Regions from separate parts of the Homo sapiens genome. Here all the other regions are linked to region 1. A link is a contact called in ENCODE Hi-C or POLR2A ChIA-PET data. All regions are on one chromosome and are shown on one strand. The core of a region is the stretch at or near the end of the contact, and the rest is flanking DNA. Distances in the headings are between cores, read along the strand shown.

Region 1 (2,878 bases), core at 106-2,605:
AAGACATTTAGATCAACAGATGACAAAAATAGGAGACTGCAAAATTCTTCCTTCCATCCACCTCCAATAATGAAATCAGTGTTTGTTTGCTGCTTTTTTTAGACAAATCTCCCCGTTTTGTAAAACAAGGGAGTATTTTTTGTTTTACAAAACTGAGAGATTTAGGTAAGCCGTGAGTTAGTGGAAACATCCGGAACCATATAAGGGAGCTTTAGCTTTTGTGTGAAGGAAAGAAAACAGTTTGTGACTTTAGCTGAAACAAATAATAATTAATATATTACTGTATATAATTGATTACTATAGTATATTTTATATTGATATAAAATATATTAGCATATTTATATATTAATATATTATTATATCCATATATTAATTTAATACAAGTAATATATTAATATATATCATATGTTATTATAATATAAAATTGTATATTATAATAACATATACTAATATAATACGTTACATATCTTAGTAATATGTGACTGTATATAATTTTATGTTAATTTATTTTTCAAACTTCTTGTGACCAGATTTTCTGTACCTAAGAGAAATTTTCTGTAACTAAGAGAACTTTAGCTGCAGAAATATAACACTAGTGAGAAATCTAACAAGTTTGTTTATTTAAGGCAAGGGTTGGCAAACTATAGCCCGTGGGCCCAATCCAGCCAGCTGCCTACTTTTTACAGCCAGTAAGCTAAGAATGGTTTTGACATTTTTGAGTGGTTATGTTTTAAATGGTTGTATAAATATCTACATAATGTCCTTGCTATTGCCTCTTGGCCTCCAAGTCTGAAGATGGGAAAACATTGCTCTGGGTTGGGTGTTTCTATTGTGCTAATGCCTCATTTGGTACCCAAAGCCCTGAAGCAACAAGACTTAGTTGTGTCTCGTTCCAGCTGCCAGATGCAGAGAAGGCCTAGCATGCATAGCTCAGTATGTCACCGGCCCATGAATGTGTCTCTTAAATACAGAAAAGACGACACGTCAGCCTGTTGCAATGGGGTTCTGTGGCTTGAAAAAGACCTCTGTATTGTATATGAATCTTAGTAATTGGAACTTGGACTCATCACGTCTTTTTTAGCAATGACATTGTAACAGCATGCACCCATCCATCATCGTGTCATCCTTATGAAAATGGTCTCCACTGGTCAGCTTGTCATAGTTAATTAGTCTTCCAATGTATGGATAGTCAGAAGCAAAGCGACTTTGAGGTTTTTTTTGACAATTTTAAAAGTGAACTCCAGAGATACCTGATCTTTCCTGCCTTTTAATTAGAGCCTTTTCATTTGAGGAGGAGAGTGTCCTTGTGGTTAGGAGTACAACCAGCCTAGTTCTGCTTCCCATTTTCAGTTCTGTAGGCGACTCATAGCAACCACAGGCAAGTCGGTGACTGAGTCCTCCAATATGTGCAGTACAGGAAGTTCTAGAATAAAATGCAGTTAGCTGATTGCTACTCAAATGTAGATATTGTTGATATCTTAGTGAGAAAAGGGTAGTGTATTAGATACCGCTATGAAATCTCTAAACTTAGTAGTTTAAAAAAGATGAACAACCATTTGTTTAGCTCAAGATTCTGTAAGTCATCAATTTAGTCTGGGCACAGCTTGCTCTGTCAGGCACCCACAGTCAGTGGTGTTGGTGTGTTGGGTGGATGGGTGGTTGTGTTCATCTTGGCTGGGCTCTCTCATGTCTCAGGCTTTGGCTGGGACAATGAGCTATGCCTCTCTGCTCCGAATAGCTTCTTTTCCCACAGCAGGCTAGCCCAGGCAGACATAGGGGTCTCGAAAGAGAGTGAATGTGTGTAAGAAATCTTAAAGCCTAGGCTTGGAATGGGCAAAATATGACTCCATCATATTTTAATGGTCAAAGCAGGTCACAAGGCGAGCCTGGACCCAAAGTGAAGGGAAACAGACTCTACCTCTTGATGAAAGGGGCTTCAGGGTCATGTTTCAAGGGCATGGTTGCAGGAAGAAGAAGGGTTGTGGTTATTTTGCCATCTACCTCTGGGAGCTAAAACATGAAGGAACACATGCAAGGTGTGAACCGGCCCTGCTGCCAGACAAGGTGAGGGGAAGAGGCCATGACCGTGAAGTCTAGATGCTAAGCTGTGAGAGAGGGACTGATCAGGGGAATTCAGTGACCTCACGTACAGCAGGGATATAGATGATACCGCTGTTTTTCCCCGGGTCTCATTTCTGGCAGAAGAGAGTGAGGGAGCCTCCAGGAGAGAAGTCAGACCTGCAAAGGATGAGTAGGTGTGTGAGTAGCACCATGGGGGGTTTTGGTTAATTTAGTGAAGAAAGAGGGTATTTTTCCATATGCATTGGGAAACCAAGAGTGAACACAGGCTCTGAGTTCAACAGGCTAGTGGAGAGGAAAGAAAACTGCACGCAGGAAGGAAATCCCCTGAACCAAGAGGCTGAGGTTTGATGTTGTGAGCTCAGCCTTCCAAGGCAGACACACATGACTTCTAGTTGTGGTGTGACACCTTATTAACTGTGTGACTTTGGGCAAATCACTTTACCTCTCTAAGGCTCAATCTCCATATCTGTAAGATAAGGATAATAATATATGCCTCAGAGTACTGTAGGGGTGACTAAAGGAGATAATCCATTGTAATATGTCTAAATCGATACCTGGCAGGATAACGGCTGTCCATGAGTGTCCATTGTTACTAACCTTCTTACTTTTGTTGCTATTGATTTTTCATGCATGGCCCACAATTCTAGTTTGCAGTACTGGCCACACTGATGAGCTCTCCTAGTATTTTAGATGAACAGTTTCATGTGGGTGTACCACTATCAATTCTAAAGTAACATACATTGAGATAAATGAATTGTCCCTTCATACAATGTTCCTTTCCCAAATGTTTGTATCT
Region 2 (2,878 bases), core at 169-2,668, 510 kb after region 1:
AGCATAGTAAGTCTGCACATACATTTATCCCAAGATACACTCTTTATCTCTTTTTGTTGTTACTAAGTAGCAAAATGCTAGCTGCTTGTTAAAAAAAAAGCAAAAACAAAAACCCTAGGTATCCCACATATTATCTGACAGTGCACATAATTACTGTTGAGTGTATACTCCAAATTCTGAGCAAGACATACTATACTAAAACACAAAGTAGGAGAGAAAGACAAGCACATATTAAATATATTTAAATATATGGAAAGCCGCTCTATCTATAAGGTGCTATATGGCCCTCTAGTGTTCAGTGAAGAAACAGATAAATTCTTAAGGAATTGTGTGCTTTTGATATGATGTTTCACAGTAAAAAAAAAAATAATACTTTATAAAATTTTCTATGTATGCTAAACATACTAATATATGATTTTTACAAAAACCTAAATATTTTATATCTTTTGTGATTTTACATCTTTGTGCTTTCTTTTGAATTACTATCCATATTAGAATATCCAGTGAAAGAATTCTGAAATGTTCTTAAAATTTTTCCCACAAATAATTGTAATGCTAAATGAAAAAAAATAGCATTTTAAGAACTAGACAATACTGAATCTAAGGCAAATTTCAAAGAAAAAACAAAAGAATGGGGTCGTGTCTACGAACTAAGTATTTAAACATACCTAATCACAATTCCCTAACCATATTTTCTTTTCTCTGTATTCTACTTCTGATCCATCCAACTTGATTCTTTTTATCATATTAATTTATAGAAAATAGAGATTAATTAAATACACAAAATTATGTCTCTCAGAAGAGAGGCCAAAGATAGAATTGAGATTTCAGGACAAGAGTCAAAGTAAAAGTAGACCCACAAGCAGAAAAGAATCTCACTAATAAGATTGATAAAATTGTAACCACTGGCCAAATGTTTGAAAAATTGATAATACTGTTTAAAGTTGGTGAAATAATAATTTCAAAAGGAACTTACATTTGTTATTATGTTTAAAATATATATATCTTACATTTACTGTTTATATATTGGGGTTTTGTCAGGACAGAGGTGGGAACTGAAATATAAGCAAGATACAAAATTTATCCCCAGCTTTTTCACTCACTTACTAGCGTTAAGCAATTAACATTTTCAAGCTAAACCTTTAGAAGCTACAGGAGGACTCTGTGAAGATTCTATACTTGGCACCAACATCAATCCTTCAAATGTCAAGGAAAGGTAAATTGCCTATGGCATGGAAATTCTGCAAACAACCTTCAAAGTACCACAGAGTCATCTACTAAACCATTAAGAAATAGGATAGAAGGACTCTTAGCAAACTAGGAATAGAGGGGAGGAACTTTCTCAACTTGATAAAGACTACCTATAAAAAGCCTACAGCTAACATCACACTTAAGGATGGAAACTCAAAGCTGTCCTACTAAGATCAGACACAAGGCAAGAATGTCCTCTTTAACCACTGCTTTTCAACATCATAGGGGAAGTCCTAGTTAAAGCACAAAGACAAGAAAAGGAAGTAAAAGATAAAGAGATTAAGAAAGAGGAAATAACACTGTCTTTTTTGGCACATGACATGACCCTCTACATAGAAAATCCTAAAAAATTGACCAAAAAAAAGCAATTATAGCAAGGTTGCAAGATATAAGATTAATATATAATAAGTCAATTATTTTCCTACACACCAGCAATGAAAAAGTGAAATCTGAAATGACAAATACAGTATCATTTACATTAGCAGCCCCCTGAAATAAAATATTTAGGGATGAATCTAATAAAATATGTATAAGATCTACATAATGAAAACTATAAAACTCTGATAAAAAATCAAAGAAGAACTAAATAAATGGAGATATATTCCATGTTCTTGCACAGGAAGACTCAATACTGTCAAGATGTCAGTCCTTGCCAATCTCATCTATAGTTTCAAAGCAATACCAATCAAAATCCCAGCAAGTAACAGATATCAACGAACTGATTCTAAAACTTATATGGAGAGGCAAAAGACCCAGAATAGCCAAAACGATACTGAAGGAGAGGAATGAAGCTGGGAGATAGACACTCTCCAACTTCAAGGCTTACTATAAAGCTACAGTAACCAAGACAGTGTGGTATTGGTGAAAGAATTAAAAGTAGATGAATGGAACAGAATAGAGAGACCAGAATATGGTACAGTGATCTTTGACAATGGAACAAAGGCAGTACAATGTAGAAAAGCTAGTCTTTTCCGCAAATGGTGCTGAACCACCGAACATCCACATGCAAATAAATGAATCTAAACAAAGGCCTTACAACCTTCACAAAATTAACTCAAAATGGATCATAGACATAAATGTAAAGTGCAGAACTATAAAACTCTTAGAAGATAACATAAGAGAAAACCTAAATGGCCTTGGGTATAGACATGACTTTTTGCTGGGGTAGAGTGGTATGATCTTGGCTCACCACATCCTTGATGTCCCAGGCTCAAGCAATCCTCCAACCTCAGCCTCTCGGGTTGCTAAGATCACAGGAACGCACCACCATGCCTGGCTAATTTTGTGCATTTTTTTTTTTTAAGGAGGAGGTCTCAGTATGTTGCCCAGGCTGGTCTCAAACTCCTGGGCTCAAGCGATCCTCCCACCTCAGCCTGCCAAAGTGCTGGGATTATAGGTGTGAGCCATGGCACCCAGCCGGAAATGACATTTTAGATACAACAATACAATACTAACAGCATGATACATGAAAGAAATAATTCATAAGCTGGACTCTACTAAAATAGGAATGTCAGCTCTCTGAAAGACACTGTCAGGAAAATAAGAACATAAGCCACAGACTGGAAGAAAGTATTTGCAAAATGCACATGGGATAAACGATTGTTATCCAAAATATACAACAGTAACA
Region 3 (2,878 bases), core at 279-2,778, 370 kb after region 1:
TTTTTTTCTGCTTACTTCAAGTTTAATTTTCTCTCCTTTTTCTGGTTTCTGAAAGTGGAAACGTAGATGATTGATTTTAGATCTTTCTTATTTTCTAATATATGCATTCAATGTTACACATTTCCCTCTAAGCATTGCTTTTGCTGTATCCCACAAATTTTGATAAGTTGTGTTTTTATTTTCATTTAGTTCAAAATATTTTACAATTTCTCTTGAGATTTAACTCATATTCTTTAGAAGTGTGTTGATTAATCTTCATATATTTTGGGATTTTTCAGCTATCTTTCTAATTTCTAGTTTAATTTCATTGTGGTCTGTGAGCAGATATTACGTGATTTCTATTCTCTATTGATTTGTTAAGGTGTGTTTTACAGCCCAGAATGTGGTTTATCGTGGTGAATGTTCCATGTGAACTTGAGAAGAATGTGCATTCTGCTACTGTTTGATGAGATAGATACATGCCAATTATATTCAATTGATTGATGGTGTTGCTGAGTTAAACTATATCGATCTGTCCATTTCCGATAGAGGGATATTGAAGTCTCCAATTATGGTAGTGGAGTCAGCAATACCTCCTTGTCACTCTCTGTTTTTGCTTCAGGTAGCTTGACACTCTGTTACATATACATTAAAGATTATTGTATCTTCCTGGAGAATTGGCCTCTTTATCATTGCCCTTCTTTATCCCTGATAACTTTTCTTACTTTGAAGTGTGCTCTGTCTGAAATGAGCATAGCTATTTATGCTCTTTTGATTAGTGGTAACATGATATATTTTTCTCCATCCATTTATTTTTAACTGATTTGTCTTTATATTTAAAGTGGGTTTTTTGTAGACAATATATTGTTGGGTCTTGTTTTTTGATTGACTCTGACCATCTCTGTCCTTTAATTGGTTTATTTAGATGGTTGACATTCAAAGTGATTATTGATATAGTTGGGTTAATATGTTCCATATTTGTTACTGTTTTCTATTTGTTGCCCTTAGTTTTTTTTTTCCTATTTTTGCCTTCCAATCTTTTCTGCCTTTTTTTCATTTAAGTTGAACATTTTATATGATTCCATTTTCTCTCCTTTTTTAGTGGTTCTTTTTACTTTTTCCTTTTTACCTTTTTATTTTTTACTTTTTTTAATGGTTGCCTAGAATTTGCAATATACATTTACAACTAATCCAAATCCATTTTCAAATAGCACTATATCACTTCACAGGTGGTGTGAGTACCTTCTAATAAAAATAATTCTACAATTGATCTTAGCCAAAAGGCCGAGAAGCAATAATAATAAAAATAATTCTAATTTCTCCCTCCTGTACCCTGTATCATCTTTTACTTTTTAAAATGTGGCTACTGGAAATTTTAAATTACATATGTGGCTTGCATTTGCCACTAGCTGTATATTTGGACAGGATACACAACATGATATGTATTGGACAGTGTTGGTCTAGATGAGCTCGAATTGAGCGTTGACATTCCGTGCAGCTTGCAGACAGATTGAGTATTGACAGGAAGTGCCACTTGACTCAGTCTTAGAGAAAGGCTTTGGTCTGTGGCCAGAACCCAGGCAACTCCCAGCAGGAAGTCTCACCCACCCAGAGCAGGGGGAAGCTTCAGAGAGAAGAGGTGAACTCTGGAGAGCTAGGCCCTAGCACAACCTCAAACACTTTCTATAACAAATCTGGACAGTGTTTAGTCATTTAAAAAATCTTGAAGGTAGTTGTTTACCATCCCTGGAGCTTCTGTTAGATCGTCTTTGATCTCCTCTGGCCAGCATACACAAACTGATGGTTTTCTGGGCAATTTGACATTCCTGGAATGATACTTTTGAAGTGAGTTTTCTTTTTGCTGCAAAGACTTTATTTGGGGAACCATATTTGAGTGAGTGAAAATAGCAGTAAAAATGGTCAAATAGTAAAATAAATAGTAGTAAAAATAAATTTTATATTCCTCTCTTCCTCTTTTCCTCTATGAGTAAAAATAAATTTTTAAAAATCTCAGCTGTCTCTGCTAATTGTACTAAATAGGCCTAAAACAAATAGAAAAGCTTCCTAGAAAGTTGTCATAAACTTCAAGTCCCCGTGATTTTACCTTTTACTTTTGCTTTTTATTTATTGATACCTGTCAGGGCCCCTCCTACTTCATCCTGGCATTTCTCTTCTTTCCAGTCCCTGCTTATGACCTCTCTTCTTCTGCGACATCACTGGCTGCTGCTTCTCAGTCTTCTTTGCTGGTTCCTCCTTACTTCCCCATCATCCTGCCATTGGAGTGCCATAAGGCTCAGGACGTGGCTTCTCTTCTGTGTCACCACTCCCTAGGTGGCTTCCAGCAGTCTCAAGGCCTTCTCACACACCAGCATGTAAGTGACACCAGACTCTCATCCCCAGCTTGGACCTCTTCCACTAACCTCCATACTTATATCTCCAACTGCCTATTCCATACTATCACGTACATGGCTAATGAGCACCTCAAACTGAATAGTCCAAGCTCAACTCCTGGTCTTCCCCACTGATCTGCCCCTCCCAGAGTCCTGCCCCTGTCAGTGAATGGACACTGCATCCTCCCTGTTATCCAGGACAAAATCCTTGGAGTCGTCTTTGTCTTTTTTTCTCTCATATACCCTATATCCTCTCCATTAGCAAAGACTGTTGGCTGTTCCTCCAAATATATTGAGAATCTTACCACTTTCCACTGGCTTCACTGCCAGCACCCCGATGTGAGATGCCATCCCCTGTCCTCCGGAGGAAGCCGCCTCCCTGCGGGTCTCCTGCTTCCACCGCTTCCCGCTCAGAAGCTGCGCTCAACACAGCAGACACAGTGAGCCTTTTAAACTATAAATGAGATCAAGTCAGTCACCCCTCTGCTCATGCAGAGTAACACATTACA
Region 4 (2,878 bases), core at 189-2,688, 300 kb after region 1:
TGAAATTCCTTAATTATGGCTTATTAGAAAAAAAACCAACTACTAGACCTGACTCAGAGAAGGAAGTCACTCCTGGTTCTTGCAGGAGCCTAATCATTAGAGCTGCAGAGAGCCCAGAAGGGTGAATGTGTTCGGTCTCTCTGGGCCTGCCTGGCTCCTAAGTCAAGGCTTTATCCCACATCTGCCTCTGCTTTCCATAAAGCAAACCCCTCAACTCCACTGTGGCCAGAGTTGGCAACACACCATCCCTGGGCTCCCAGCAAGAGGAGACTGTGAGTCAGATCTATCGTGGCCTCACTACTCTGCTTCCATCTCTCTGCCAGGGAGCCACTCAGCAGCAGATGGAAAACTTGCTCTTGGACTAAAAGAAGATGGCAGCTCGTTGCACTATCTGCACAGCTGTCCATAGGGCACCAGCATGGGTCTGCTCTGGGCTACTGCCAGGATGATGCTCCCAAGAAGTGCATTTCAGCTAAATATGGAAGACTTTCCTATCATTCCGATAGCTCCAATGGTGAATGAGTGCATGTGCCCCTTGTCACTGGGTCTCCAAGTATATACTACATGATCTTCTGCCAGGAGATTTACAGAAGGGATTCTTGCACTGAGAGGGAAAATGGATTATAATTTCTAAAAACCTCTTCTTGCTAAGAACAGCCTTCCTCTCTGTCCCAGAACCCTTTGTCCTTTCAATCATCCTGCAATCACTTGACTCTCGCTGAGGCTCCCACCCTGAGCTGAGTCCTGGCCCAGGCTCTAGGACTAATGATGACCTCAGACAAGTGGGATTTGGGGAGCTGGAACTCAACACTCTGGGATGAGAAGTTAAGCAGCAGAGCTGCTGAGCCAAGATAGACTTTAGGGCCCAGTTGTGACACCTGGGTGCTCTCGTTTCTGAAATCAAGTCACCTTTGTGAACCCTGGTCTTGGGCTTGGAATCCTAGTCTCATTTCTATCAGATCTTCTGTACAGGAAGCCTGTGCAGGAACAGGGGAGGGCAGATACTTTCCATTCACCCCAGGCTGTAGGCCAGAGACAGTCAAGAACTAAAACTGAGTCTCCATGTGCACTTGTACACACACACAGTCATAAACACACTCTCTCTCTTTCACACACACACACACACACACACCCCACACACACACCAAATGCACCTCGCAAGTGGTCCAGTTCAGGCCCTGGTTCACCAGAGTCTTGAGAAGGGTCCATAAGCCCACCCATACTGTACTTGTACTGAATTCAAGTTGAACTGTTGAGCCCAGTGGCCAGAAAGCCAGACCTGAGGGACGCAGCCAAAGCAAGCTGAGTCCAGTGAGCCCAGGCAGTAGAAGTCATGTCATCCTGGGATCAGCAGCAGGCAGCCAGCAAGTGGCTGCCTAGAAATAGTTCTGAGGCTCACAGTGATCAGCGGCTTCTGGCTTATAGTCAGCCCTCAGATAGCCCCAGAACGGAGATGCAAGTCTCCCGCCTTTAAAGGCATATAGCAAGGAGTGGACAGTTCCCTTCCTCTCCCCCATCTCTGGTCCCTGTTTTAATGACCTGTCTGGAATTCCAGGCCCCCAGGCCATAAAACTAAATATAAGACAAGGGCTGGGACTAGGCTATCCCTGACAATCAAAGGATAAAGATGTAAAATTGTATATTCGATAATGTACATGTGCACAAGCAAAAAACTAGACGCAAAACTACATCAGTGTGGTTATTTTGGGTGGTGGGATTATGGGTGATTTTTATTTTTTGTCTGCTTTTCTGCATATCTTAAATTCTCTGCAATGAATATGTATTACTGTTATAATCGGTAAAAGGTTAGTTTTAAAATTCATATGAAACTATGGTTTTATGGAAGTCATTTTGCAATCAAATCTATTTTGCTTACATGTGGAATTCTTGTTTTTACTGTTCTTCCTTTATGCTTTTCCCCGTCTCTATTTTTACTGCCCTGCTTTTAATGCTCTGATGGCCAGCTGTCCCCTCCAGCCAGGCATTCTGTGTGCAGGGTTTGAGTGACATGCACACACAGGAAACAATCCAAACCACACAAAAGGTGCACAACGAGAGAAGCAGGTGCCTGTCCCTGCCCCTGTGCTCACTGGGCCCCTGGCCCCTTCCTGCTGTTCCCTCAGGCAGGACTGGCTTCCCCACTCACCCCTGGCAAAGGCAAGCCTGCATTTCCTCCTATCCTCTGTCTAAAATTCTATTCCTGTTAGAAAGCTGACACATGTCAGTTGTTCACTCATTCATTTATTCATTCTCAAAATAGTTCCAGAGCATTGTCTCCACACCAAGTGCTGTGCTTGCCGGGGCTGGAGACACAACCCTAAGCTAGGCCCAGCCACTGCCCTTCTCCAGTTGAGAACAGATCTCCCAGCCAGTGTGCTGTGGAGGGTGACAGGCAAAGCTGGGGAGTGACCCACCAGCCCTGGGGACTGGCTGCAGCAGCTCGCTCAGTTTATCCCCAGTGTGTTGTCAAATCTCAACATGTGCTGTGGAGCCATGACCTGGGGAAGGCTGGGGAGCTAGCAGTTCTTAGCATTGGGAGGATACTAACCAGTAATTATCACAGTGATAGTTAGCATTATTATACCACATACTTTATTATGTGTGTGTGTGTGTGTGTGTATATATATATACACACACACACACGTTGCATTTATATGTCTATGGGTTTAATGTTCTGATTAAAATAATTTTTTCTGATTATTTTAACCAGCAAACTTTATCCTAATGGCAGCTAACATTACTGACGGCCGAGTATGTGCCATGCTGTAGTCTAAGTACTTCTAATATAAAACCTCATGCATTCCTCACAACAGTCCTGTGCTGTAGGTTCCATCATTATTCCCATTTAATGGATGAGAAAATGGTGACAAGGATGGTA

What was found. Hi-C counts contacts between places; a loop is a spot of excess contacts on that map. ChIA-PET counts read pairs that join two places held with the same protein, here RNA polymerase II (POLR2A). Pooled maps may share reads with other maps.
Region 2: a loop to region 1 is called in a pooled map, with 2.5 times the contacts of the local background. The contact joins two enhancer-like sites. A Hi-C loop is called at or near these places in 8 of 37 single-sample maps with no recorded cell type and 3 of 50 pooled maps. POLR2A ChIA-PET finds 5 or more read pairs at or near these places in 2 of 52 experiments (BJ and CD4-positive, alpha-beta T cell).
Region 3: a map with no recorded cell type shows a loop between it and region 1 (4-fold over the local background). The contact joins two enhancer-like sites. A Hi-C loop is called at or near these places in 3 of 37 single-sample maps with no recorded cell type and 8 of 50 pooled maps. POLR2A ChIA-PET finds 5 or more read pairs at or near these places in 2 of 52 experiments (OCI-LY7 and naive thymus-derived CD4-positive, alpha-beta T cell).
Region 4: a loop to region 1 is called in a map with no recorded cell type, with 6 times the contacts of the local background. The contact joins two enhancer-like sites. A Hi-C loop is called at or near these places in 1 of 168 maps with a recorded cell type or tissue (ovary), 3 of 37 single-sample maps with no recorded cell type and 8 of 50 pooled maps. POLR2A ChIA-PET finds 5 or more read pairs at or near these places in 1 of 52 experiments (activated CD4-positive, alpha-beta T cell).

What each region holds. Positions count from the first base shown.
Region 1 is chr4:151,886,341-151,889,218 of GRCh38, forward strand. The region is part of intron 2 of LOC127898557 (a long non-coding RNA gene); the gene reads left to right. LOC102724700 (a long non-coding RNA gene) reads right to left here. Exons shown (of 5, transcript NR_188364.1): 4 at 2,151-2,238; 5 at 606-1,423. Among named protein-coding and RNA genes, the nearest start is that of LINC03074, 68 kb to the right of the region's middle. Within about 2 kb of position 1,356, at least 2 of the 41 ENCODE cell types and tissues checked have a DNase peak (open chromatin) inside an H3K27ac peak, as active enhancers do.
Region 2 is chr4:152,397,978-152,400,855 of GRCh38, forward strand. The region is part of intron 4 of FBXW7 (F-box and WD repeat domain containing 7); the gene reads right to left. Among named protein-coding and RNA genes, the nearest start is that of FBXW7-AS1, 62 kb to the left of the region's middle. Within about 2 kb of position 1,419, at least 2 of the 41 ENCODE cell types and tissues checked have a DNase peak (open chromatin) inside an H3K27ac peak, as active enhancers do.
Region 3 is chr4:152,254,068-152,256,945 of GRCh38, forward strand. No RefSeq gene overlaps it. Among named protein-coding and RNA genes, the nearest start is that of FBXW7-AS1, 82 kb to the right of the region's middle. Within about 2 kb of position 1,529, at least 4 of the 41 ENCODE cell types and tissues checked have a DNase peak (open chromatin) inside an H3K27ac peak, as active enhancers do.
Region 4 is chr4:152,187,638-152,190,515 of GRCh38, forward strand. No RefSeq gene overlaps it. Among named protein-coding and RNA genes, the nearest start is that of LINC02273, 88 kb to the left of the region's middle. Within about 2 kb of position 1,439, at least 2 of the 41 ENCODE cell types and tissues checked have a DNase peak (open chromatin) inside an H3K27ac peak, as active enhancers do.